Linked DNA regions of Homo sapiens: region 1 is linked to region 2. A link is an interaction called in ENCODE POLR2A ChIA-PET data of the cell type or tissue named here. Cell type or tissue: B cell. All regions are shown on one strand.

Region 1 (8,000 bases), 1.5 Mb before region 2:
GTCTCTACTAAAAATACAAAAATTAACCGGGCGTGGTGGCGGGCACCTGTAATCCCAGCTACTCGGGAGGCTGAGGCAGAGAATTGCTTGAACCCGGGAGGTGGAGGTTGGCGGTGAGCCGAGATCCTGCCACTGCACTCCAGCCTAGGCGACAGAGCGAGACTCCCTCTCAAAAAAGAAAAGAGAACTGGAGACCTGAGTTTTAGGACCTGCTGTGTATTTCAATCACTTAATTTTTATGTTTCACCAGTTTTGCCGTTTCTTAAAATGAAGGGCTAGGAATTAGGAATTTCCAAAATGACTGTATAGCACCACAATTTTGTAGCTAGTTTTTCATTTGTATTTTTAGGGTTGACTCAGTTCTTGAAGATTTTGACCTAGAAGGAGGGCACAATTAAACTTTGTTTTAGATTATAATTTTCTTTGATTTTAGCCTCAAGCTTTTAAGACCAGAAACTGAATGAATGCACATAATGAAATTGAGATTTGTATGCTTTTGTTAATCTAGGTTGCATGTTTTTGTTAATATAAGATTAACCATTTAGTTAGTTTTAGACTGGTTTGAAAGTATTTCTTTAGTGTTTTGACTTCCCCAAACCACTTCTTTCTTACAGTTGGGATTGTTATTTCTTAGGTCAGATCTGATGTTTAAAATTCTAGGCATAATCACTGTATATTCCTGCTTGCTAGAACTCATGTGATGGCAAAGTTAAGTGAATTCTCAGGTATGAATTGATAAGAAATATCACATTGAATAAATATATATTAGGTACTGGGCATGTAGATATTACAAAGATGAGTAAGGATCCTTAGTTTGCCTAAGAGTAGCAAGAGTCGCTTGGCATCAGCTGAGACACTTTCTGATCTATTGAAAGTAAGCATTTATTTATTTATTTATTTATGATGGAGTCTTGCTCTGTTGCCCAGGCTGGAGTGCAGTGGCACAATCTTGGCTCACTACAACCTCTGCCTCCCGGATTCAAGCGATTCTCTCACTTCAGCCTCCCAGGTAGCTGGAATTCCAGGTGCTGGACACATGCCTGGCTAATTTTTGTAATTTTAGTAGAGACAGGGTTTCGCCACGTTGGCCAGGCTGGTCTTGAACTCCTGACCTCAGGTGATCCACTTACCTTGGCCTCCCAAAGTACTGGAATTGCAGGTGTGAGCTACCGCACCCTGCCAAAAGTAAGCTTTTGTTGGATTTTGCTGTGTGAGTGTGTCTGTGTGCATATGATTATACTTTTATTATAAATCTATCAGTTAAAAAGATAGATTTGGAGTTTGTAAGTTAGATTCAGAGTATAACTCATAACTCTTAAGGAAACACTTAAAAAAAATTTTTTTTTAAAATCGGCTTTTCAAAGATGACAAATGGATAGAAAAAATTAAGCAAGTCTTCTGTCCTTGAGGTTGCCCAGGTTTGTGCATTGACCCTATTGGCCAGGATGTTGTAAACAGCATTCAGACATTCAGAGGATAACTTTTAATAGGCTATATAGGTTATCTAATCCTTAAATAGTCATGATTCTATGAAAAGAGGTGAGTCCTATCTGAAGGAAAGTTGGAGTCCTTAACAATCTAACGTAAGTTTTTTGGCTCTTTGTCTTGTTGGACTTGGTTGTCCTTACTTACAGAAATGGACATCACATGACAGATTGGATATCATGCATATATTTCTGTAAATGGCAACACTTATGTATTGACTTACTTTAAAAATCTGACTTTTTATTTTGAGAGAATTGTAGATTTATATGCATTTTTAAGAAATAATAGAGCTAGTGTGTGCTTTACCCAGTTTCCCCCAACTGTAGCATCTTGCAAAACTGTGGTACAGTATTACAACCAGGATGCTGATATTGAAATATAGTCAAGGGACAGAGAAGTTCCACACCAAAATATATGTCTTGTTCCCCTTTTATAGCCATATCTACTTCCTTCCTTCATCTCTTCCCACCCGCTGGCAACCACTAACCCATTTATCCACAAATCCATTTGTATAATTCTGTCATTTCAGGAATGTTATATAAGTGGGATCATACAGTATATATCCTTTTGGAATTCCCTTTGATCATTGAGCAGATATCCTTGGAGAGTTATCTAAGTTGTATTGTGTATCAACAGTTTGTTCCTTTTTGATGCATCACAGTTTCTTTAATCATTTACCCTTTGAAAGACATCTGAGTTATTTCCGGTTTTTGGCTGTTGTGAATAAAACTGCTATGAACATTTGTGTACAGGTTTTTGTGTGAACATAAGTTTTCTCTGGGCTACGTGCCCAAGAGTACAATTGCTGGTAGTTGCATATTTAGTTTTATAAAAACCATCAAACTGTTTCCCGGAGCTGCTCTACCTACATTTCTACCAGCAATGTATCAGTGTTCCAGTTTCACTGCATCCTTGCCAGCATTTGGTGTTCATGCTGTTTTTATTTTTGACATTCTTGTTAGGATGTATTGATAGGTCATTATGGTTTTAATGTGTATTTCCCTAATGGCTAGTGATGTTGAACTTTTTTTTTTTTTTTTTTTTTTTTTTTGCGAGATAGAGTTTCGCTCTTGTTGCCCAGGCTGGATTGCAGTGGCGCGATCTCGGCTCACTGCAACCTCCGACTCCTGGGGTTAAGTGATTTTCCTGCCTCTGCCTCCTGAGTAGCTGGGATTACAGGCGCCCGCCACTACGCACATCTAATATTTGTATTTTTAGTAGAGAGGAGGTTTCACCATGTTGGCCAGGCTGGCTCGAACTCCTGACCTCAGGTGATCTGCTTTCCAAAGTGCTGGGATTACAGGCGTGAGCCACTGCACCTGGCCTGAACATCTTTCATGTTCTTATTTTCCATCTGTATATTATCTTTGGTAAAATGTCTGTTCGTGTCTTTTGCACATTTTCTAGTTGGATTTTTTTTTTAACTGTTCAGTTTTGAGATTTCTTTATATTTTCTAGAGTGTAGTCCTTGTTAGGTACGTGGTTGGATTTTCTCCCGCTCGCTCTATAACTTTGAATGATTTTAACAGTCTTTTGCAGTGCAAAGGTTTTTAATTTATTGTCCAATGTATTAATTTTTATTTTATGGATCTTGATGTGAAGTATAAAAACATGTTGCCTGGCCCTAGATCCCTAAGGTTTATTTATTTATTTTTCTAAAAGTTTCATAGTTTTTTATTCATGTTTTATATCAGGTGTGAGGTTGAAGTTGAGCTTTGTTTTTGCTGTAGATGTTCAACTGCTCCACCATTATTTGTTGAAAAGGTCATTTTTTCTCCACTGAATTGCTTTTGAATCTTTGTTAAAAAATAGTTGCGTATATATTTGTAGGGGTTTATTTCTGGGTTCTCTATTATGTTCGATTTGTCTACGTGCTTATTCCTCCACCAGTATCACATTATCTTAATTACTGTCATTGTATAGTAGGTCTTGTTTGAAATGCTTGTTTTCCGGTGCTGTAAAGAAATAGCACTTGAATGTAAATTTAAATTCCTTAGCAAGGCCATTTTTATACTTTCTGCAGAAAGGGTACACTTGCCAGCAGTTTTGCTATGAGACTACACCCACAGAACAAAGGAGGCAGGGTCATTTATAACCTGACGCGTCCACCCTACTGCCGTGTCCAGTTTCCATTGGCTGGAACGGGACTTCACATTTTTTATTTGGCCCGATTGGCTAGCAACTTAGAACTTTTTTAAGGAGGCAAAGGCAGAGGAGAACAAAGGAAGGAGGAAGTAACCTGTGGAATGTTGAGAAAGGTAAAAACACCTTTAAATAAGGAAGAGGAACAGGCTATGTCCTAATGCTTGCTTAGACCAGTATAAGCATGCCAGGGCAAATAGGCTTAATTGTGGGAGCTAAGAACATAAAGTACATTGATTTGTTTATTATGGCTAGCAGATATTTAAGAATGTTCGCACAGGTCTTTCAATAAATTTTGCTTCTAAGAGAAGTTACTATTTATTCCTAATTAGATGGGGAGGAAAGTCTTTGAAGAGGAACCTCTACGTTTTACAGCCTTAATATCAGGTGTAGTGAGTCTCACCACTTTATTCTTCTTTGTCAAGGTTGATTTAGCTATTCTGAGATCTTTGCCTTTTCATATAGATTTTAGAGTAAGTTTGTCTATGTCTACATAAAAGCTTGCTGGGATTTCGAGGCCGGGTACGGTGGCTCACGCCTTTAATCACAACACTTTGGGAGGCTGAGGCAGGTGGATTACTTAGGGTCAGGAGTTTGAGACCAGCCTGGCTAACAGTGGAACCCTGTCTCTACCAAAAAAATACAAAGCTGGGCGTGGTGGCTCACGCCTGTAATCCCAGTACTTTGGGAGGCCGAGGTGGGTGGATCACGAGGTCAGGAGATCGAGACCATCCTGGCAAAACATGGTGAAACCCCGTCTCCACTAAAAAATACAAAAAAAATTAGCTGGGCTTGGTTGCCGGCGCTTGTAGTCCCAGCTACTCAGGAGGCTGAGGCAGGAGAATGGCGTGAACCCGGGAGGTGGAGCTTGCAGTGAGCCGAGATCGTGCCACTGCACTCTAGCCTGGGCGACTGAGCGAGACTCTGTCTCAAACAAAAACAAAAACAAAAAACAAAAGTTGTCTGGGCATGGTGGCTCATGCCTGTAATCCCAGCACTTTGGGAGGCCGAGTGGGTGGATCAGCTGAGGTCAGGAGTTTGAGAGCAGCCTGGACAATATGGTGAAACCCCGTCTCTACTAAAAATACAAAAGTTAGCCAGGCGTGGTGGCACACACCTGTAGTCGCAGCTACTTGGGAGGCTGAGGCAGGAGAATCGCTTGGATCTGGGAGGCAGAGGTTGCAGTGAGCTGAGATCGTGCCACAGCACTCCAGCCTGGGTGACAGAGTGAGACTCCATCTAAAAAAAAAAAAAAAAAAAAAAAATAGCCAGATGTTGTGGTACACGCCTGTAAGTCCCAGCTACTTGGTAGGCTGAGGCAGGAGAATTGGTTGAACCTGGGAAGCAGAGGTTGCAGAGAGCCGAGATCGCACCACTACACTCCTTCAGCCTGGGCGACAGAGCGAGACTGTCTCAAAAATCAAAAACAAAAACAAAAAAAACCTTGCTGGGATTTTGATAGGAATTGCATCAAATCAACCTGGGCATAATTGATACATATATATTTTTTGCTATACTGAGCTTTCCAATTCATGAACATGAGTTGTCTCTTTGTTTACTTAGGTCTTCTTTGATTTGTTCCATGAACATTTGTTAAGTTTATACCTATGAATCTCATTTTCTTTTGAGCAATTGCAAATGATGATGCATTTTAAATGTAAATTTCCAGGTCTTTATTGTTAGTATGTAAATTTTTGTGTGTTGATTTTTGTATCCTGCAACCTTAGTGAATTCATTTGTTGTGGGAGGTTTTTTTTTTTTTTTTTTGATATGAAGTCTTGCTCTGTTGCCCAGGCTGGAGTGCAGTGGTGCAATCTGGGCTCACCACAACCTCCGCCTCCTGGGTTCACGCCATTCTCCTGCCTCAGCCTCCTGAGTAGCTGGGACTACAGGTGCCCGCCACCATGCCTGGCTAATTTTTTGTATTTTTAGTAGAGACGGGGTTTCACTGCATTAGCCAGTATGGTCTCCTGGGAAAGCATTCAATATTTTGTCCTAAAGTTGTAGATTTTTTTGTAGATGCTATTTATTCAGTTGAGGAAGTCCATCTCCACCCCACTCCTTCCTAAGATGCTGAGATTTTTAATCTTGAATAGAGGTTGGGTTTTGTTAAATGCTTTTTTCTGGATCAACTGATGTGATTATATGATTTTTTTGCTTCAGCCTGTTAATATAACATTGATTTCTGAATGCTAAACCAGCTTTGCATACCTAGAGTAAAACCCAATTGGTCATGGCATATACTTCTTTGTGTACATTGTTGGATTACATTTGCTAATATTTTGTTGAGAATTTTTGTGTATAAGATCATGACAAGAATATGGATGAGTGTATCTCATATGTAATAATAGAGTATGAGTATGCTAGTATTTTGTTGAGGATTTCTGCCTCTAAGTATCATGAGAGATACTGGTTTGTAGGTAACATTTTTTGTACAGTATCTGGTTTTGGTGTCAGGATAATACCAGCCTCCATAAAATGAGTTCCCTTCTATTTCTGGATGAGAATGTGTAAAATAGGTTTAAATTCATCTTTAAATGTTCATTAGAATTGTTTGGTAAAACCATTTGAGCTTTATCTTTTTGGAGCTTTTGATTAGAAAATCAATTTTGGTAGTAGTTATAGGACTCTTCAGATTGTCTTTTTGACTGAGTTTTGGTAGTTTGTAGTTTTGAGGAGTTGATCTGTTTCTTTTAAGTTGAATTTATGAACTCAGAATTGTTCATAGTATTATTCCCATGTTATTCTTTTAATGTTAGCAAAATCTGTAGTGTTCTCTTTGTTTTCATTCCTGACACGATGATTTGTGTTTTCATGTCTGTGAGTCTTAGGTTTGTCAACTTAATTAATTAATTAATTAATTTTTTTTTTTTTTGAGACAGTCTTGTTTTGTCCCCCAGGCTGGAGTGCAGTGGCGTGATCTCGGCTCACTGCAACCTCCGGCTCCTGGGTTCAAGTGATTCTCCTGCCTCAGCCCCCGAGTAGCTGGGATTACAGGCACCCGTCTTCATGCCCGGCTAGTTTTTGTATTTTTAGTTGAGACGGGGCTCAGGCTGGAGTGCAGTGGCGCGATCTCGGCTCACTGCAACCTCCGGCTCCCGGGTTCAAGTGATTCTCCCGCCTCAGCCCCCGAGTAGCTGGGATTACAGGCACCCGCCATCATGCCTGGCTAGTTTTTGTATTTTTAGTTTAGACGGGGTTTCACCATGTTGGCCAAGCTGGTCTCGAACTCCTGACCTCTGGTGATCCACCCACCTTGGCTTCCCGAAGTGCTGGGATTACAGGTGTGAGCCACCACGCCCAGCAACTTTTATTTTATTTATTTATTTATTTATTTATTTATTTATTTATTTATTTATTTTAGAGACAGAGTCTCGCTCTGTCGCCCAGGCTGGAGTGCAGTGGCACGATCTCGGCTCATTGCAAACTCCGCCTCCTGGGTTTGCGCCATTCTCCTGCCTCAACCTCCCAAGTAGCTGGGACTACAGGTGCCTGCCACCACGCCTGGCTAATTTTTTTTATTTTTGCATTTTTAGTAGAGATGGGGTTTCACCGCGTTAGCCGGGATGGTCTCATCTCAATCTCCTGACCTCGTGATCTGCCCGCCTCGGCCTCCCAAAGTGCTGGGATTACAGACCATGAGCCACCGCTCTGGGCCAACTTTTATTTTTTTAAGAACCAACTTTTTATTGATTGCTTTTTTTTTTTTTTTTTATTCTGCTGTTCTCCTGGCTTCAATTTTATTGATTTCTTCTCTATTTCCTTCTTTCTGCTTGCTTTGGGTTTATTTGCTCTTTATATTTTCTAGGTTCTTGAGCTTGGAAGTTGGATTATTAATTTGAATCATTTCCTTTTCTCTGATGTAACAATTTGGTGCTATAAATTTACATTTCAGCACTACTTTAGCTGTGTCTCACATACTTTTGTATTTGTATTTTCATTTTGATTCAGTTCTGTGCATTTTAAAATTTCTTTGATCCATGGAGTATTTAGTAGTGTGTTAAGTTTCTAAGTATTTGGAGGGTTTTCTGTTTTCTTTCTATTATTACTTGCATTTTTTGTGTGTTTCTCATTCATCTGCTTTTTTTTTTTACCTTCTTATGGGTTATCTTAATATATTTTAGGATTCCATCTTGATTTTTAATGTTTTTGAATATATTTCTTTGTATAGATTTCTTAGTGGTTGCTCTGGATATTGCAGTATTCATATGTAACTTACCACTGTCTACTGGTATTGGTGTTTTACCACTTTCAGTTAAGCACAGAAACTTTTCTTCCACTTAGGTCCTTTTGCCCTCTTTACTTTAAAAATAAATTTTTTTTTTTTTTTTGAGACAGAGTCTGGCTCAGTCACCCAGGCTAGAGTGCAGTGG
Region 2 (8,000 bases):
GCTATCACGTGCCCATCCACCAGAGCATCAATGAGTACTTCTGCTCCCTCTCCACTCTCATAGAAGATGTCTATATCTGTTAATTCCTGACTCAAATCAACCCCAGCTATGGACACGTCTGTATTATTGTGTCCAAGCAAACCAAGAAGTGACTGCACAGCATTCAGCTCCAGCAAGAGGTACAGGTCTGGCATGGTGGCCACCAAGTGCATCTTCTGAATGATGTCATGTAGGTCCAGTTGGGATTCCATGAACTTCTCTGGATTGTCTGGAAACTTAATCTGCAATTCTTGGTTTTTATATGCTCACTATTCAAATGCAAGGATCATTTTCTTCACTGAGCTTTCATCCAATGGCTCCTCCTCTTTCTCTTCCTCCTCACCCTCTGTGTCAATAATCTGAAGCAGCAAATGTTTGTCATCCTCTGCTTCTTCCACCACAATCATTTCCTCTTCCCAATCTTGAGTACTAGTTTGTTTCTGATGCATCTTCTGCTCCTCCTCTTTGCCATCTCGGGGACGTTTTATGCCCCTGTTGGGCTGGTAGCTCAGAAGTTTGCCCATGTCCGTGGTCCCTGGCACAGCCAACCTGTGTAATTCATAAAGAACAGAAATTTATTTCTTACAGTTTTGGAGGCTGGAAAGTCCAAGATCAAGGCACCAGAAGGTTTGGCATCTGGCTAGGGCCCAGTCTCTGCTTCCAAGGTAACACCTTGAATGCTGTATCCTCCAGAGGGGAGGAACACTGTTCTTCATGTGGCACAAGAGCAGAAAAAAAGAGAGAACCCATTCCAGAAATCCTCATTTTAAAAACATTAAACCCACCCATGAGGGCAGAGCCCTCACAACCTAATCACCTCTTAAAGGTCCCATTTCCCAATTCCATTACAATGGCAATTAAATTTCAACATGAGCTTTGGAGGGGACAAACATTCAAACCATAGCATTCCACCCATTGCCCCCCAAAACTCACATTCTTCTCATATGCAAAACACTTTCATTCCATCCCAATAGACCCCAAAATCTTAACCATTTTAGCACCAACACATAAGTCCAAAATCTAGAATCTCACCTAAATCATATATGGGTGAGACTCAAGGCATGATTTATTCTGCGGCAAATTCCCTCCAGCCATAAGCCTGTGAAATCAAGTTATCTACTTCCAAAATACAGTGGTGGAACAGGCATAGGATAGACATTCCCAGTCTAAAAGGAAGTAACAGACAAGAAGAAAGGGGTAACTGATCCCCAATATGTTCAGAACCCAACAGGGTGAACAACATCAAATCTTAAGGCTCCAGAACAATCTTCCTTGAATCCATGTCCCACCTTTTGGGCACACTAGAATGGGCTATGTGCTTCCAAGACCTCAGGCAGCCACTCCCCCATGACTTTGCTGGACTCAGCCCATGCAGCAGTTTTCATGGGTTGAAGACTTGGGCCTGCAGCTTTCCCAGACTAGGACTGCATACTGGTGAGTCTACATTTCTGGGGTCTCTGCAGCAGCCCTAAGCCCACAGTTCCACTGGGCATTGTCCTAGTGATAGCGACAGGAGGCAGCCAAATGCCTAGGCAGTTGGGATGGGTACCCAGTGAAACCCCAACTCCAAGCCAAAGACAGTTTAAAGCCTGAAAGCCAAGCTACAAGTTAAATCCTCAGACTGGATTGAGAACTTGTCTTCCTGTGTGGCGCACTTTCCTCTGATTGATCCCCTCCCTTTACCTATTTTACCTATACCTACCCTTCCCTAATTGGTTTTCTACAGTCATGCCCATCTTTGAGTGGTGTCTTTGCTTTAACCTTTTTTGCATACTCACAAACCAATCAACATGCCCTCCCCATTCTGAGTCCATAAAAGGTCCCGGATCCAGCCACATGGGGGACTTTTCCCGCCTTCAAATAGGGAAACCTCCACCCCTTGACATCCCCTCTCTGCTGAGAGTTTTCCTTTCACTTAATAACTTCTACTCCACTCACTCTCCGGCATTCACATGCCTAATTCTTCCTGCTTGTGAGACGAGAACTCAGACTTAGCTCAGCTAAGGGGCAGAAAGACCGTAACACTAGCGGAAGCTCTCTGTGGTAGCTCTGCCCCTATGACAAGTTTCTACTTGGGCCCCCAAGCTGTCCACGACATCCTTTGAAATCTAGGTGAAGGAAGCCATGGCCTCACATTTCTTGCATTCTGTGGGGCTGCAGAATTAGCACCACCTGAATGTAACCAAGGCTTAATGTTTGAATCTTTCAGAATAGCAGGTTGAATTGCACCTGGGCTTGCTTGAGCCATAGCTGGAACAGCCAAGGAGTGCTGCACTGGAATGCAGGAAGCAGATACTTGAGGTAGCAAAGGGCAGCAAATGCTGAGATCCCATAGCCCTCTCTCTAGAAACCTTGCCCTCAAGGTCCCAGTGCTCTGAGACTGTGATGGAAGGGGCAGCCTCAAAGATCACCATAATGACTTTAGGTTAATTCTCCATTGTCTTGATGAATAGCATCTGGCTTCCTTTTATCTGTATTAATCTCCTTATCAAATGGTCCTTTGGCCACACTTTTGGTTTTCTCTCCTAAACATGCCTTTTGATTCTTTACTTAGCCAGGATTTTCCAAATCCTTATGTTCCTCTTCCCTTTTAATTATACATTCCATGTTTAAATCATTTCTCTCTTCTTGCATTTAACTATATGCAATTAGAAGAAGTCAGACAACACCCTGAATGCTTTGCTACTTATATGTTCTTCTGTCATATCCTAGTTCATTGCTTTTAAGTTCTGCTTTCCACAAAACCTTCAGACATGGGTACAATTCAGCCAAGTTATTTGCCATTTTATGACAAAGAAGGACTTTACTGTAGTTTATGATACCTTGTTTCTCATTTCCATCTGAAATCTCACCAGAATTACCTTTACCATTCATATTTCTACCAACATTCTGATCATGACTACTTAGTGATCTTTCAGAAATTTCGGACTTTCCTGACTGCTCTCTTCTTCTGAGCCCTCACCAGAATCGCTCTAAACACTTTATTCATGGCAATATAGGCTTTTGCTAGGATACTCCTCCAAGTTCTTCCAGCCTATAACCACCACCCAGTTTCAAAGTAGCTTCCAGATTTTCAGGTATATGTTATAGCAACAGCCCTATTTCTGAGTACCAAAATCTGTATTCGTTGGGGTTCTCCAGAGAGAGACAGAGCCAATAGGATAGATACATGATAGGTAGATAAGTGATAGATAAATAGATAGATAGATAAGAGGGGATTTATTAGGAGAATTTGCTCATGTGCTTATAGAGGCTTAGAAATCCCATGATAGGCTATCTGCAAGCTAAAGAACCAGAGAGGCTGGTAACATGGCTCAGTCCAAGTCTGAAGGCCACAGAACCAGAGAATCGAATGGTGTAACTCTCGGTCCAATGTCAAAGTCCTGAGAACCTAGGAGGTTGCTGGTGCAAGTCCCAAAATCCAAAGGCTGGAGAACTTGAAGTTCTGATGTCCAAGGGCAGAAGAAGAAGGGTGTCCCAGCTCCAGGACAGAGAGAGAGAGAGAGAGAGAGAGAAAGAGAGAGAACACGAATTCACCTTTCCTCTGCCTTTTTCTTCTATCTGGGCCCCCAGCCAACTGGATGGTGCCCATCCACATTGAGGGTGATCTTCCCCACTCAGTCCACTGACTACACACCAATCTCTTCTGGAAACACCCTCACGGATACACTCAGAAATAATGTTTTACCAGTTTTCCAGGTATCCCTTCATCTAGTCAAGTTGACACCTAAAATTAACCATCACACCAAAGTTTTCTCTTATGTTTTTCTCTAAAAGTTTTAGCACTAAAATTTAGGTCTTTGACCCATTTCAAGTGAATTTTTGTGTATAGTGTGAGGTAAGAGTGCAAATTCATCCTTTTGCATGTGGACATCCAATTGTCCCAGCAACTATCATTGAAAACACTATCCTTTCTCCATTGAATTGTCCTGGCACCTTTGTCAAAAATCCATTCACCATAAATGGAAGGGTTTATTTCTGGACTCGATTCTGTACCATCATCTGTCTTCATGACAATATCACACTGTCTTTTTAAACTTATTTTTAGAATAGTTTTTAAAAATTTTTAAATTGACAAATAAAAATTGTGTGTATTTATGTTGTACAACATGATATTTTGAAATATGTATACACTGTGGGATGGCTAAATCAAGCTCATTAACATGTACATTACCACACATACTTATCATTTATTTGTGATGATAATATTTGAAATCTACTGTCTTAGCAATTTTCAAGTATACAATACATTGTTATTAGCTGTAGTCACTGTATTGTACAATAGATCTCTTACACTTATTCCTCCTGGCTGTAAAATTTTGTATCCTTTGACCAACGCTGTCTTGATTACTGCGGCTTTATAGTAATTTCTGAAATCAGAAAGTGAAAGTATTTCAACTTCTGTTTTTTTTCAAAAATCTCTTTGTTATTCTGAGTCCTATTAAGATCAGCTTATAAATTTCTGAAATAATTCAGATGTCTTTACTTATGTATAGTTCTATTTATTTATCATTATTATTTTTTTTTGAGACAGAGTCTCACTCTGTCGCCCAGGCTGGAGTGCAGTGGTGTGATCTCGGCTCACTGCAACCTCCGTCTCCCTGGCTCAAACAATTCTCATGCCTCAGCCTCCTGAGTAGCTGGGATTACAGGCGCCCACCACCACCCTCGGCTAATTTTTGTATTTTTAGTAGAGACAGGGTTTCACCATGTTGGCCAGGCTGGTCTCAAACTCCTGACCTCAGGTGATCTGCCCCCCTCGGCCTCCCAAAGTACTGGGATTACAGGCATGAGCCACCTCGCTTGGCCCACTTATGTGTAGTTCTATTTTGATTCTCTGTCTCTACTTGAATCATTTTTGGTAATTTGTTTATTTCTAGCAATTTGTCCACTTCACCTACATTGTCTTTAAATTCCTTTGTTGAATTGTTTTGCTACATATTTAAAAGTTATTTTCTTAGTTGTTGCTCTAGGGATTACAATATGAATCTTAACCTGTCACTCTCTATTTCATAGTCATTACTAATTACCTTTGGCAAAATATAAAAAATTTGTACTAATATCATATATGTCCACTTCTCCCCCCTACACACACTCTGCTATTATTTTCATATATGCATTATATTTTTATATGTTATAAGCATAAAAATCATTTTATAAGAATTGTTTTATGTAAGGCTGGGTGCGGTGGCTCACGCCTATAATCCCAGCACCTTGGGAGGCTGAGGCAGGTGGATCACTTGAGGTCAGGAGTCTGAGACCAGTCTGGCCAACATGGTGAAACCCCATCTCTACTAAAAATACACAAATTGGCTGAGCGTGGTGGTGCACACCTGTAATCCCTGCTACTCAGGAGGCTGAGGCAGGAGAATCGCTTGAACCCGGGAGGCAGAGATTGCAGTGAACCGATATTGCACCACAGAACTCCAGCCTGGCGACAAAGCAAGACTCTGTCTCAAAAAAAAAAAAAAATGAGTTGTTTCATGCAATCTTATGTCATTTAGATACATTAGGAAAAAAATATATATTTATATAATATTGTATATTTACCTACAGATTTACCTTTTCTGGAGCTTTGTATTTCTCTGAGTGAATCAGAGCTACCATCTAGTGTCATTTCCTGTCAGTGTGAAGGATTTTATTTTTTCTAGAAAAACACCTATGTCTATGAGAAATAAGGTTACTTTGGGTTTACAAAATACTGGATAACTAACCCAGAGGCAGATACAAGGCTAAAATGGAAAGGATACAAATATTCTATTTGTATCCCATTAATTCCTGGTACATTCATATTTTGACATGGTGTTTCTACATATTTTGGAAAATGCAACCATGAGGTGGCCAACAAATCTTTGGATTATCCCCCTCCAACCTATGTGAGAGTAGGTTGCAGATTCCTTCTTTGAAAAAAAACGTTAATAGGAAAATCTTGCAGTAGAGAGCACTTCGTCACTTTGATATGGACATCACCACTACCACCTCAAGCTAAGAGAGGGTCCACGAGATAACTCAGAATAACAGAGGTTGCCTTCCATATGGAGAGACTGACATCTGCTTCTGCCCCAGGTGCTGAGCTGTAGAAACGTATAGACCTACCCAATTCTGTCTCTGGGATACAGCTTGAGGGAGTTTTTGGTAAAGCTTGACATGTCCTCAGAGTTTTAGAATGTAGATAAGGACAGAGACTGATGACTGCTTCTACCTGGATAAACCTGTAGAGAGGAGGCTCGTGTAGCAGCCTGACATGGCAGGGTAAGGAAAGCGAGTCTAGACAGCGTGTATGTCCAGAGTTTGGTGGGGTGAAGATGTGTGGGTTTTTCCCAGGGGCCAAGAAGGCAGCCAGTTGGAAGAATCTTGAAGGGTGGTGACCCAAGTGGACAGGTTGTCAGGTGAGGAAACTGGTGGTAGGAGTAACTCCTGTGGTAGAAACTGAGACAGTAAGTAATTGAGTTCAGGAGTATTTGCAAATTCGGTCTTTTTGGGCTTTTGGGGGCCATCAGAACATCCCTATATATTCTTTTTTTTTTTTTTTTTTTTTTTGAGGCAGAGTTTCACTCTTGTTGCCCAGACTGGAGTACAATGGGGCCATCTCGGCTTACTTCAAGCTCCACCTCCCAGGTTCAAGCAATTCTGCTTCGGCCTCCGAAGTAACTGGGACTGCGGACATGCACCACCACACTCGGCTAATTTTTGTATTTTTAGCAGAGATGGGGTTTCACCGTGTTGGCTAGGCTGGTCTTGAACTCCTGACCTCATGATCCACCTGCCTCAGCCTCCCAAAGTGCTGGGATTACACCCCGCGCCAGAACATCCTTATATTCTCTCCACTACTTCTCTGTATTGCTGCTAAACCTGTACAGGACCTACAAAGGTCTTGCCGTTGTCAATGGTTTGGTTGCAACCATTTGCATTCTGGTGTTCCTGGGGATGCTCGTCACCTCGTTTTGTTCATAATGTAATCTGGGAAATTTTTTCTTTTGCCATCATAATGGTTCTTTGCTATCATAATGGTTTTAAGATAGCATTTAGGGAGATCAAAAACTACACTATAAGCAAGGCCCTATGGCTCATGCCTATAAGTCCAGCACTTCAGGAGGCCAAGGCAGAATGATTGCTTGAGACCAGGAGTTTGAGACCAGCCTGGGCAACACAGGGAGACCCCGTCTCTAAAAAAAAAAAAAAAAATTTAAATTAGCTGAATGTGGTGGTGCATGCCTGTAGTCCCAGCTACTCGGGAGGCTGAGGTGGGAGGATAGCTTGAGCCAGGGAGGTCCAGGCTGCAATAAGCCATGATTGTGCCACTGCACTCCAGTCTGGGTGACAGAGCAAGCCCTTGTCTCAAAAAAACCAAAAACCCAAAAACTGCACTACCATTATTACCTTGCATTGGCCTGTTAGTCCAGTACTGACTTGTTAAAGAAACCAGGCCAGTTAACTTGTAGACTGTCCCACATTCTATATCATCTGATTGTTTCCTCATGATGTCGTCTAACTCTTCCTTTATCTCCTGTATTTTCTGTAGACTTGAAGTTAGGTCTAGAGGTTTGATCAGTTTCAGGTTAAGCATTTTTAACCAGAATACTTAATAATGACCAAGAACACTTCATGGGTAATATTGTGCAACCACTTTAATGATGCTAAGTTTTCTAACTAGCAAGTAATCTGTGGACTGACATTTTAGAGAGCGGGATGTTAGCATCGTGTTCAAAAACAACTTTTATTGAATGTTTTTAACATCCCTCAAGGATCTTTGCCTGAATCAATTATTACACTGAGGCTTGCAAAATAGTGATTTACTAATTACACAATTATTTGTATATTTATTAGGTGGCATTCTTTTATAAATAATGGCTGTAGTAAATAATGTGTTGCTCTGCTCAGATCTCCTCTTCAGGGCCAACACACTATCCTCCTACTTCTGGGAAAATCAGCTACTGACTTCACAGCTATGTCCCTCATTT

What was found. Peaks named below come from ENCODE experiments on the same cell type or tissue, not always from the same donor. Only the 100,000 strongest peaks of a DNase experiment are listed, where the experiment ranks them.
Region 1: POLR2A ChIA-PET joins it to region 2 with 6 read pairs; 1 of 35 experiments calls an interaction of 5 or more read pairs at or near these places.

The regions. Positions count from the first base shown.
Region 1 is chrX:44,888,134-44,896,133 of GRCh38, forward strand. The region is part of intron 2 of KDM6A (lysine demethylase 6A); the gene reads left to right. Among named protein-coding and RNA genes, the nearest start is that of KDM6A, 19 kb to the left of the region's middle. In B cell, no CTCF peak of the experiment used is centred here; no DNase peak of the experiment used is centred here; H3K27ac peaks cover 296 bases.
Region 2 is chrX:46,419,511-46,427,510 of GRCh38, forward strand. It overlaps the pseudogene CTNNBL1P1. Among named protein-coding and RNA genes, the nearest start is that of KRABD4, 24 kb to the right of the region's middle. In B cell, no CTCF peak of the experiment used is centred here; no DNase peak of the experiment used is centred here; H3K4me3 peaks cover 393 bases.